2 separate regions of the Homo sapiens genome follow, and region 2 is linked to region 1. Evidence: chromatin loops called from intact Hi-C (ENCODE). Cell type or tissue: ascending aorta. All regions are shown on one strand. Links, peaks and the distances in the headings refer to the core of each region. The heading gives the core; the rest is flanking DNA.

Region 1 (4,405 bases), core at 321-4,320:
ACCCTTTTTTGTGTGTCTACTTTGTGAATTCAGCACACCAAGTAACAGAATTGGGTTCTGAATATCAAACATGCATTGAATTCTTGCAAAGAAAGTGAATATGATTTATTAAAAAATATATTCACCTTAAGACATACAATTCAAAAGTTGGAGTAAAGTGATGAATCTTGGACATCACTGTAACTCTGCAGGCTACGCTTTTTCATATTGACCCTTGACCTGGTCTGCTGACAAATTTACAGTTTCAGAGAAGCCTGGAGTGTAACAAAAAAGCTGATATTCTCCCTTTGTATGTGCTCCTTATCCCTTTGTATCATTTTGTGTTAAAATAGCCAGCTTGTCAAGTGCTTTGGCCTTTCAGAGATGAGCACTAGAAATACAGGAATACATAGATGTCTTTTTATATAGGCTTTTTCCACCAAATTTAGCTGCAGGGGGATATAAAAGACAAATGTGTTGACAAATGACAAGATGTTACTCACTGTAAAAATATTATTGCATGCACACAATTTCCTGTTATGGTGCATATATTGACTGCAACTTTGTTCAAAATGAACTGTATATTAAGAGAAACATCTTGCCTTGTGATCTGTTCTAGCTTGATTTTGAATTCTCTGAAAGCAGCTGTTTTAAAAAAAAAACCTTGCCCTAAACCTAATAATCACAAATAGACATGAATTTTCCCATGAGAGGCCACAAATTAAAAAAAGATTTTATTTGGATCAAAAGCGGTTTTGTCCAGAAATAGATAAAAATATTTCAGATAAAGTATGTGAAGGATGTGGCTCTGGAGACACATTAAGGAGTGTAACTGCCAACCTCTGTTGAAATGAGTGTTCTTCAATAATGATGTACAGATAGGCATATGGCTATTGAATTTATTATCTATATTTCACTTAAGTCAAAGTCTTTAAAGACAAATTGGGCATCAGAAATAGCATTCATGTTTGTAAGGGCCTCAAGACCCTCTTACCTCATAAGTGTTAATGTATAATTGATTCTAATGCATTGATTACCCAAAGAATATGTATTGTAGTTCCAATGTCTATGAGCAGTAATAAAAGGATCATGTAGTCCAATTTCTTATTTAGCTGAATTGAATCATCTTTAGTATATCAGCTATTAAAATGATATAATTATGAATTCATGTATAATAGTTTTTATTCTTCATCAAACATTGGCATTCTGAAATCTAGGTTAATATCACATCACAAAATCATAATGGATGAATCAAATTGGAGCCAGTATCTGGAACAATTATACATAAACAGAACAAACCTGAACACTTTCTACTTACGCAATCTGGTGCTCTTGAACATATAACTCATTTGGTTTTTAAAAAGTTATGTCACAGAGGGCATCAGACCTCTGCTAGGGTTATGAAACTAGATGTCTTATTCTAGTGACCTCAAACAGTTGAGGCAAAATAGCTCTAGCTGAAGGTTATTCAGTATTCTACATGTTAATTACAGTTGTCCCAGTGGTGTATGTTATGTCTGGAAATAGCACGACAAGCAAGCCCATTCTGGATTAGACAAGGCACCCGGTAGACACAACACTGAACTCAAGGTCTGTATTTGGGCATTGGCATGAGCAAATCCTAACTGTGTTTGGCAGAAATGCAGGTCTAATGATCCTTTCCAAGACTAATCCAAACACAAATGAATGACTGGACTTGGTAAAGTCTTTGGCATACCGCATTTCAGGCAAGAAATAGGTCCACTACTTTTTCCATTCTTTTATTTAAAGTCAGTATTTGATTCTAAATATTTCCTACTCCCTGTGCTAGTCTACATATCTTACAGGGCTACCACACAAAGAGGCAAATATTTTTCTGTGGGGTGGGGATTCTATTGAGGTCAGTGTTTCAGAGCTTGGTACAGGATGTCCCTTCAGCATTCTGAATCCTGGCTCAGTGAAATCACTGATAAGCCAAGCTTTTACTCTTGATTTCCCACAGAGTTGAAAAAAGTATAGCCGAAGTGACTCAGGAGAAATGGGGAAAATGTGTTTTCCCAGCCCAGCAAGCTCCTCCTGTACTCCTCCACCAACCAACATACTCCCACACACTCTCTCTGGCTCTTTTTTATTTTTTTCTTCCTCTTTGGCTTATGCTGTTCTTTTTTGGTCCCTGGCCCTAGTTATGACAGCTGATTGACATTGCTGGCAGTTCCCCTGGTGTCTGGTTAGGCAGAATTCCCCCTGCAAAACTAGGATACAAAACAAAGAGCAGACAACAGTGCAGAAAGGAAGGCTGAACAAAACAGAACCAGGAGAGATGCAATATTGTTTGCTGAAAATATTTTTAAATTTTTCAAAAAGAGGGAGCAAACCTTTAAAAGATTGTTTTAATCATCTGTGTTGCTTTTTTCTTCCCTCCTCTCTTTCTGGCCATCCCTTCCCCCGACCCTCTACATACCATTTTTGGCTTCCATTTCTCCATCTGCGTTCTTCCTTGTATTTTTTTTTTCCTGAGTCATAAACATTTTATCAGTCAGAGTTTTTGCTATTTCTGACCTACCTCAGAGCCAAACATTTGTTTTATCTTATTTATTTTTCCACCTGAAGAGTTAAATCATGATTGTATCAAGTAGAATTATGAGCAATTATTGCCCTACCTCCTCCCATTTCAGACCTATCTTTCACTGTCCTGAAGAAAACTAGATTTTTTGCTGCTTTCAACACTCCCACTATGAAGAGTCCAACACTCCCATCCAAAGATAATCTTTTCTAAAATTTTTTCACATGATAAATGGACCTCTCTATTTTCCCTCTACTTAACCATCTATTAAGTGGATCATTTCCCTGAGAAGTTCCTCTCAGTTCTCTATCATATTTCAAAAGATCACAAACAATTATGTTCATTGAGGTGTTGGTAAGTTAATATATCATCCTTTTGCTAGTACATGCCTTTCAATAAATACTATTAAGGCAAAGAAATAAATATCAACTGATGGAAACTCAGGCTTCAGCAACAGGACTTTTGAGTTATTTTCTGATTTTATAATAATGGCAAACACCTATAATTTTAGGACAGAGGTTTGTCAGGTGTATTAGGCAGAGTTCTAGCAGCTCCTTAATCTTCTTTTTCTTTCAGCAACTTCATATAAAATGTGAATTTAACTTTTATGTTACTCATGTTAATATACTTCCATAGTTTCTCTACCTCCACAGAACATTCTCTTATATTATTTTTGTGTATGGTAAAAATATATGATAAAAGACTTGCATCAGGAATTTTAATGAACTCCTAAAACTCCACACTAAGAAAGAACAAGGGCTAGGCACAGTGGCTCACACCTATAATCCCAGAAATCTGGGAGGCGGAGGTAGGCAGATTGCTTGAGCTCACAAGTTTGAGACCAGCCTGGGCAACATGGCAAAACCCTGTCTCGATAGATAGATAGATAGATAGATAGATAGATAGATAGATAGATAGATAGATAGATAGATATTCAACAATTAGCCAGGCGTGGTGGTGTGTTGCTGTGGTCCCAACTACTCACGAGGCTGAGGTGGGAGAATTGCTTGAGTTGCCTGAGCCTGGGAGGCAGAGGTTCCAGTGATCCAAGATCGCACCACTGAACTCCATGCTGTCTGGGCGATACAGCCAGACTTTGTCTCAAAGAACAAAAAAAAAAAAGAAACAGAAAAGAAAAAACAAGCAACCCAAATTTAAAATGTCAAAGGACTGAACAGATACTTCACCAAAGAAAGTACTGATGGTAAAGTAGCATATGAAAGGATGCTCAATAGCATTAGTCATTAGAGAAATACAAACTGGAGCCATAAGATACCACGACAACCTATTAGAATGGCTAAAATTAAATGACTATGCCAAGTGTTGCTAAAGATGTGTAGGAACTGGAACTCTCATACACTGCTGGTGGAAATGCAAAATGGTACAAGCACTTTGGAAAACAGTTTGACATTTTATTTAAAATTTAAACATACACCTACCTAATGATCTAGCCATTTTACTCCTTGATATTTACTCAAGAGACATGAAAGCATATAGTCATACAAAGACTTATACACAAATGTTCATAGCAGCTCTATTTGTAATAGCCCCAAACTGGGAACAACATAAATGTCCATCAACAGGTGAATAGATAAACAAATTGTGACATTTCTGCACAATGGAATTACACATCATTAAAAAAGAGCAAATTGATAATATGCACATGCAACAACAGACAAATCTTAAAACAATTACACTGAATTTTTTTAAAAGTCAGGAAAAAAGCATACAAAATTGATGTCTTAATTTAGATAAAACTCTAGAAAACTGCAAATGAATCTGCAGTCACAGAAAGCAGACAATAATTGCTGGAAAAGGAGCAGAGATGGGCAGGAGAGAGGGTTCACAAAGAGGCACAAAGAAGCTTTATAGGGTGATGGACAC
Region 2 (4,405 bases), core at 116-4,115, 65 kb after region 1:
CTTAAGCACTGCACCAGATTTATTGCTAGCTTCATCACTTATCAATAAAACCAGCTTACACACCTTGCTCTATCTCGACAGCCGTTTCTCCAGACATCAGGAACCAAGGTTTACAAAGACTCTCTCGACTTTATCTGGGCTCTGTGATGTACAATATCATGGCAACGAGGCATTTTCTCTTTGTTCTGGGGAAACTTGAGCCATAATGTGCCAGACTGGTGTTCATGCTGATTGTGATAAAGAGCCACACACTCGAGCATTTTCTCTCACTCTCCTCTCTTCTTTTTTCTCTCCTCTCTCTCTCTTTTAAAGAAACAGGTGTTGGCATGGATTAGAGAAAAATTACATCATCTCAAAGAGAAGAGGAGGAATGGAAAGGAGAAAAAAATAGGGGAAAAAGTGGCAACCAGACCCAAATACATTTGCACATATAAAGCTGTTCTAATGAGAGCCAAATTGATTTGACATTCAGTGGCAGTTTGAAGCCAAGAAAAGCAAAGCAGCCTACAAAAGGCCTAGCTCATTGTTTATGGAGTGTCATACTCTATCATCTGTGAGACCAATAACAGGGATGGGAAGACCTTTAAAGGCAGGGTGTGTGCTGGGAAGGGCTGCGTAGATACCACCAATGTCAGATCTGATAGACGGATTGTACATGGCTTCCTGAGCTGAGATGATGTTTGTCAGATAAGGCAGATATCCTCTGCAGATTACACATTAGCTAGCAAATTTGTAAAGTGTTAGCATTCTTTGAGGATGTGTGCTATGCTCAGGGAGGCACATTTTGTGTGGGTCTAGGGGAAAACATTCTCATAAAGCTATTAACCAACAGAAGAAGGTAATGAATTACATGTCTTTCAAATGGAACCATATGCATGATATTGTAAAAGCATCATAACCATCACAAATAAGGATGGTCCCTTCACAGCCAGTAATATACATTGCAGGTATGCATATGTATACAGTTCACAGCATGAAGAAAGTCATATTAAAATAGAAATTATTTCCATTAACCTTATTTTTCAAAAAAGAAGCTATATAAATGTTTGGTCATTTCAATACTGTTAACTGGCCAGGGATTTGGTATTCTGCAGCTCATTGTTTAAAATACCTATAGAGGAATGAGGTGTTTATTAAATGTCAGCACATGACAAGGTGGATTAAATAAGTCTTCCTAGAAATATGTGAAATGCTAGAGTGTTACAGTCTGTGTAAAAATAAGAGTTTTCTTTCTCCCTATCCTCAAGCCTCAAGCCCAGCCTAACTATTACTCTGATATTAGATTCTGTATATGATTCAGACATTAGTGTTTACTTTTGGACTTCACAAAGGAAAGCTGATTTCATTGCAGAGTATTGATGAGTGATCTCAAGTCAAAAATTTCTGCCTCTTTTATCTCAATTTTCTAAACACTCATAGGGCTAAGAATAGAATTTGACCTTAAGTAATTTAGACTTCACAGTGTCTCTCCAGTGTGAATTTTATAGCAGTATAAAATAGTGCATATATAAGACAAGGAGAAAATACCAAAATGGTGTTGCAGGGAGCATATTAATATATCATGAATAACCAGAACTCCTATGAATTTAAACTTATACATCTTTAATATAAATTCAAAAAGATAAAATGAAAAGAATTATTGTTGAAAGGAAAAATAATAGCACAAATTGAGATTTTATTATTCACATTTATCTTGTACAGCCGTAAGATGCTTACTTGATATTCTTTGGGACTCAATATGGCTTGATGTTCCTTTGCCCCATATGATGCTGAGGGTCATGGGTGGGAGAAAGTTGAATAATTACATGTAAAAAACAATTGGAAGAGTTTACCAAGACCTCTGACCCAAGTTACTTGCATTCAGATAGTGAGTTACAGATATTTTATAGCACCCTTTTGGAGCATAAACACCTTATTCTGAGCAAAACCAGAATCCCTTAGCCTGTACCCTGTGCAGTATATAAGAATTAAAGCTAGGGCCACGGCCAGGCTGAGACACAATGTTTGACGCTCAGCTTCTCTTCCTTCTTGTCACCACCACACCAATGGAATCAACATAAGGAATTCAATTCTACAGACATTTACTGTGCCCACATTGGCTTGATGCTGGGGATACATAGTTAAATAAGACCTTATTCCTTACACTTACAAAGCTTTATCAAAATGTGCAGAGTATTAGGCAAGAATCCCTCTTGCTCCCTTGAGATCTCAGGCCCTCTCACCACCATCTGAGCGCATGCCATCTGGTTGCATAACTATATGCCTCACTGAACAGAAAGATAAACATTTCTTAATAGGGATCTGATGGAGCCGGAGACTCAGAGAGTCTAAGTGAACAAGTATGAAAACCTTAAATTAAAACTCAGCCACCTTCGCATATGGATCATGTGGCCAAGGAAAATAGGGGTTCAAAATAATAACTTCTAACTAATTGTATAGTGCTCGTTTTCAAAATGACTTCACATAAGTGATTTTCTTAGATAATGTGAAACAATTTGGTAACTTGATGGGACGATTAGGATGTGCATGTGAGGGAAGATGTATGAATGATAGTTATATTCAATCTAAGAGAAAGACCTGGCTTGTGTGGACCCCATAGAGAATTCATCCAAAAGACAAAGATTCTTCAGGAAGTACCCTGGCTCTCTAGGTAAGATTTGGGCCCCATGTTTATTTTGGGATATAATTTCTATGAATAGCAATAACCATATAAAAATGATTTATATTCTTCTATATGTAGGTATTTCATGGCTTTGAGAAACATTTTAAGCATAACTTGGGTTAAGTTGATTAAGACAGTCTATGTGTTCTATAAAGCAGAGCAATTAACATGATTATCACTTCTGAGTCTTTGTCATATAAACTGATTCCCGCTAATTTTTTAAGCTAACGTAGCTGTCAGAATAATTCTGCCCTCTTTGGATTAATAATTAATAGTAACAAGCCTGGGTTGAAGTATTGTTTCTGCCTCTTACTAGCTAGAAAACCTTAAACAATTTAATTATCCCTTCTGTATCTTAATTTCTGCATCTGTAAAATGGGGATAATAAAAGAGGAACTATGAGCAATGGAAAGGGTGAATCTAAATGAATATTAGCTTATAAAACAATAATAATGTTTTGATTACAAGGTAGAAAAATTACAGGCATGAGCCGGGTGTGGTGGCTCAAGCCTGTAATCCTAGCACTTTGGGAGGCCGAGGTGGGTGGATCACCCGAGGTCAGGAGTTCAAGACCAGTTTTACCAGAATTTTTTTCCCCTAGACCCACACAAAATGTGCCTCCCTGAGCATAGCACACATCCTCAAAGAATGCTAACACTTTACAAATTTGCTAGAGACACCATCTCTACAAAAAAATACAAAAATTAGGCAGGCATGATGGCGGGTGCCTATAACCCCAGCTACTCAGGAGGCTGAGGCAGGAGAATCACTTGAACCCAAGAGGCAGAGGTTGCAGTAAGCAGAGATTGAGCCACTGAACTCCAGCCTGGGAGACAGAGCAAGACTCTGTCTCAAAAAAAATAAAAAATAAATAAATAATTAAAAATAACAGAGAAACTATAAAGATTAAACCAAAAAAAATTGGTAGAAGCCACACAGCACATATTAAACTAATAATGCCAACAACGATAAGTTTTAATTTCAGAAATAATCCTAATAATGTATTTTTTAAAATTCAATAACTGTTCCACTGAATTTGTAGTGAAAATTTTCCTTTTCAATTTTGGAACCCCTGTTTATTTAGTGTTGATGGTAACATTAGGGAAAGATGAAGAATGGTGGAAGAAAGTTTCTGATCATCTCTCCTCATCGAATCAAATGACATTCCTTTAAAAAATTCTGGATTGTATCTTTTTTTTTTTTTTTGAAATACATTCGTGTTCTGTTGCCCGGGCTGGAGTGCAGTGGTGCGATCTCAGCTCACTGCAACCTCTGCTTCCCTACTTCAAGGGATTCTCCTGCCTCAGCCTCCCCAGTAGCTGGAACTATAGGCACACACTGCCACGCCTGGCTAAAAAGTGTTGGATTGTTTCCACATACATCATATTCTTCTACCTACATGTGTATTTGTTGGCACATGAATATGTGGTTTTCCATATTGGCCTTATCATAGCCTGTTTTTTGGTGTAAAATGTTATCACATCACCTCTTTGTGGGTTTCTCATTACGTATGTTGTCACTGCCTTTCTTCACAGGCCATGGCATGTCTTTCTGTAAAGTTGGTCACCCCATCATTGGTTGAATCATTCCAAAACTTAATAGCAAATATTACAAATATGCTGCTCTGTGACAGAAGCAAAAACTATAGAGAAATATATATATTCATTTCCTCAATTTTGTTTAGAAGCCCTCTACTGAGCCTAAACACAATGACAGTAGTTACTCTAACCAGGTGCCAAGAAG

What was found. Peaks named below come from ENCODE experiments on the same cell type or tissue, not always from the same donor. Only the 100,000 strongest peaks of a DNase experiment are listed, where the experiment ranks them.
Region 2: it touches region 1 in a loop (2.4-fold over the local background); 7 of 110 quality-filtered maps call a loop at or near these places.

The regions. Positions count from the first base shown.
Region 1 is chr15:35,688,508-35,692,912 of GRCh38, reverse strand. The region is part of intron 1 of DPH6-DT (DPH6 divergent transcript); the gene reads right to left. Among named protein-coding and RNA genes, the nearest start is that of DPH6-DT, 140 kb to the right of the region's middle. In ascending aorta, for the core only: no CTCF peak of the experiment used is centred there; DNase peaks (open chromatin) are centred at 1,552, 1,728 and 1,992; H3K27ac peaks cover 3,324 bases.
Region 2 is chr15:35,622,901-35,627,305 of GRCh38, reverse strand. All of the region lies in intron 1 of DPH6-DT (DPH6 divergent transcript), which reads right to left. Among named protein-coding and RNA genes, the nearest start is that of DPH6-DT, 79 kb to the right of the region's middle. In ascending aorta, for the core only: no CTCF peak of the experiment used is centred there; a DNase peak (open chromatin) is centred at 2,245; H3K4me3 peaks cover 563 bases.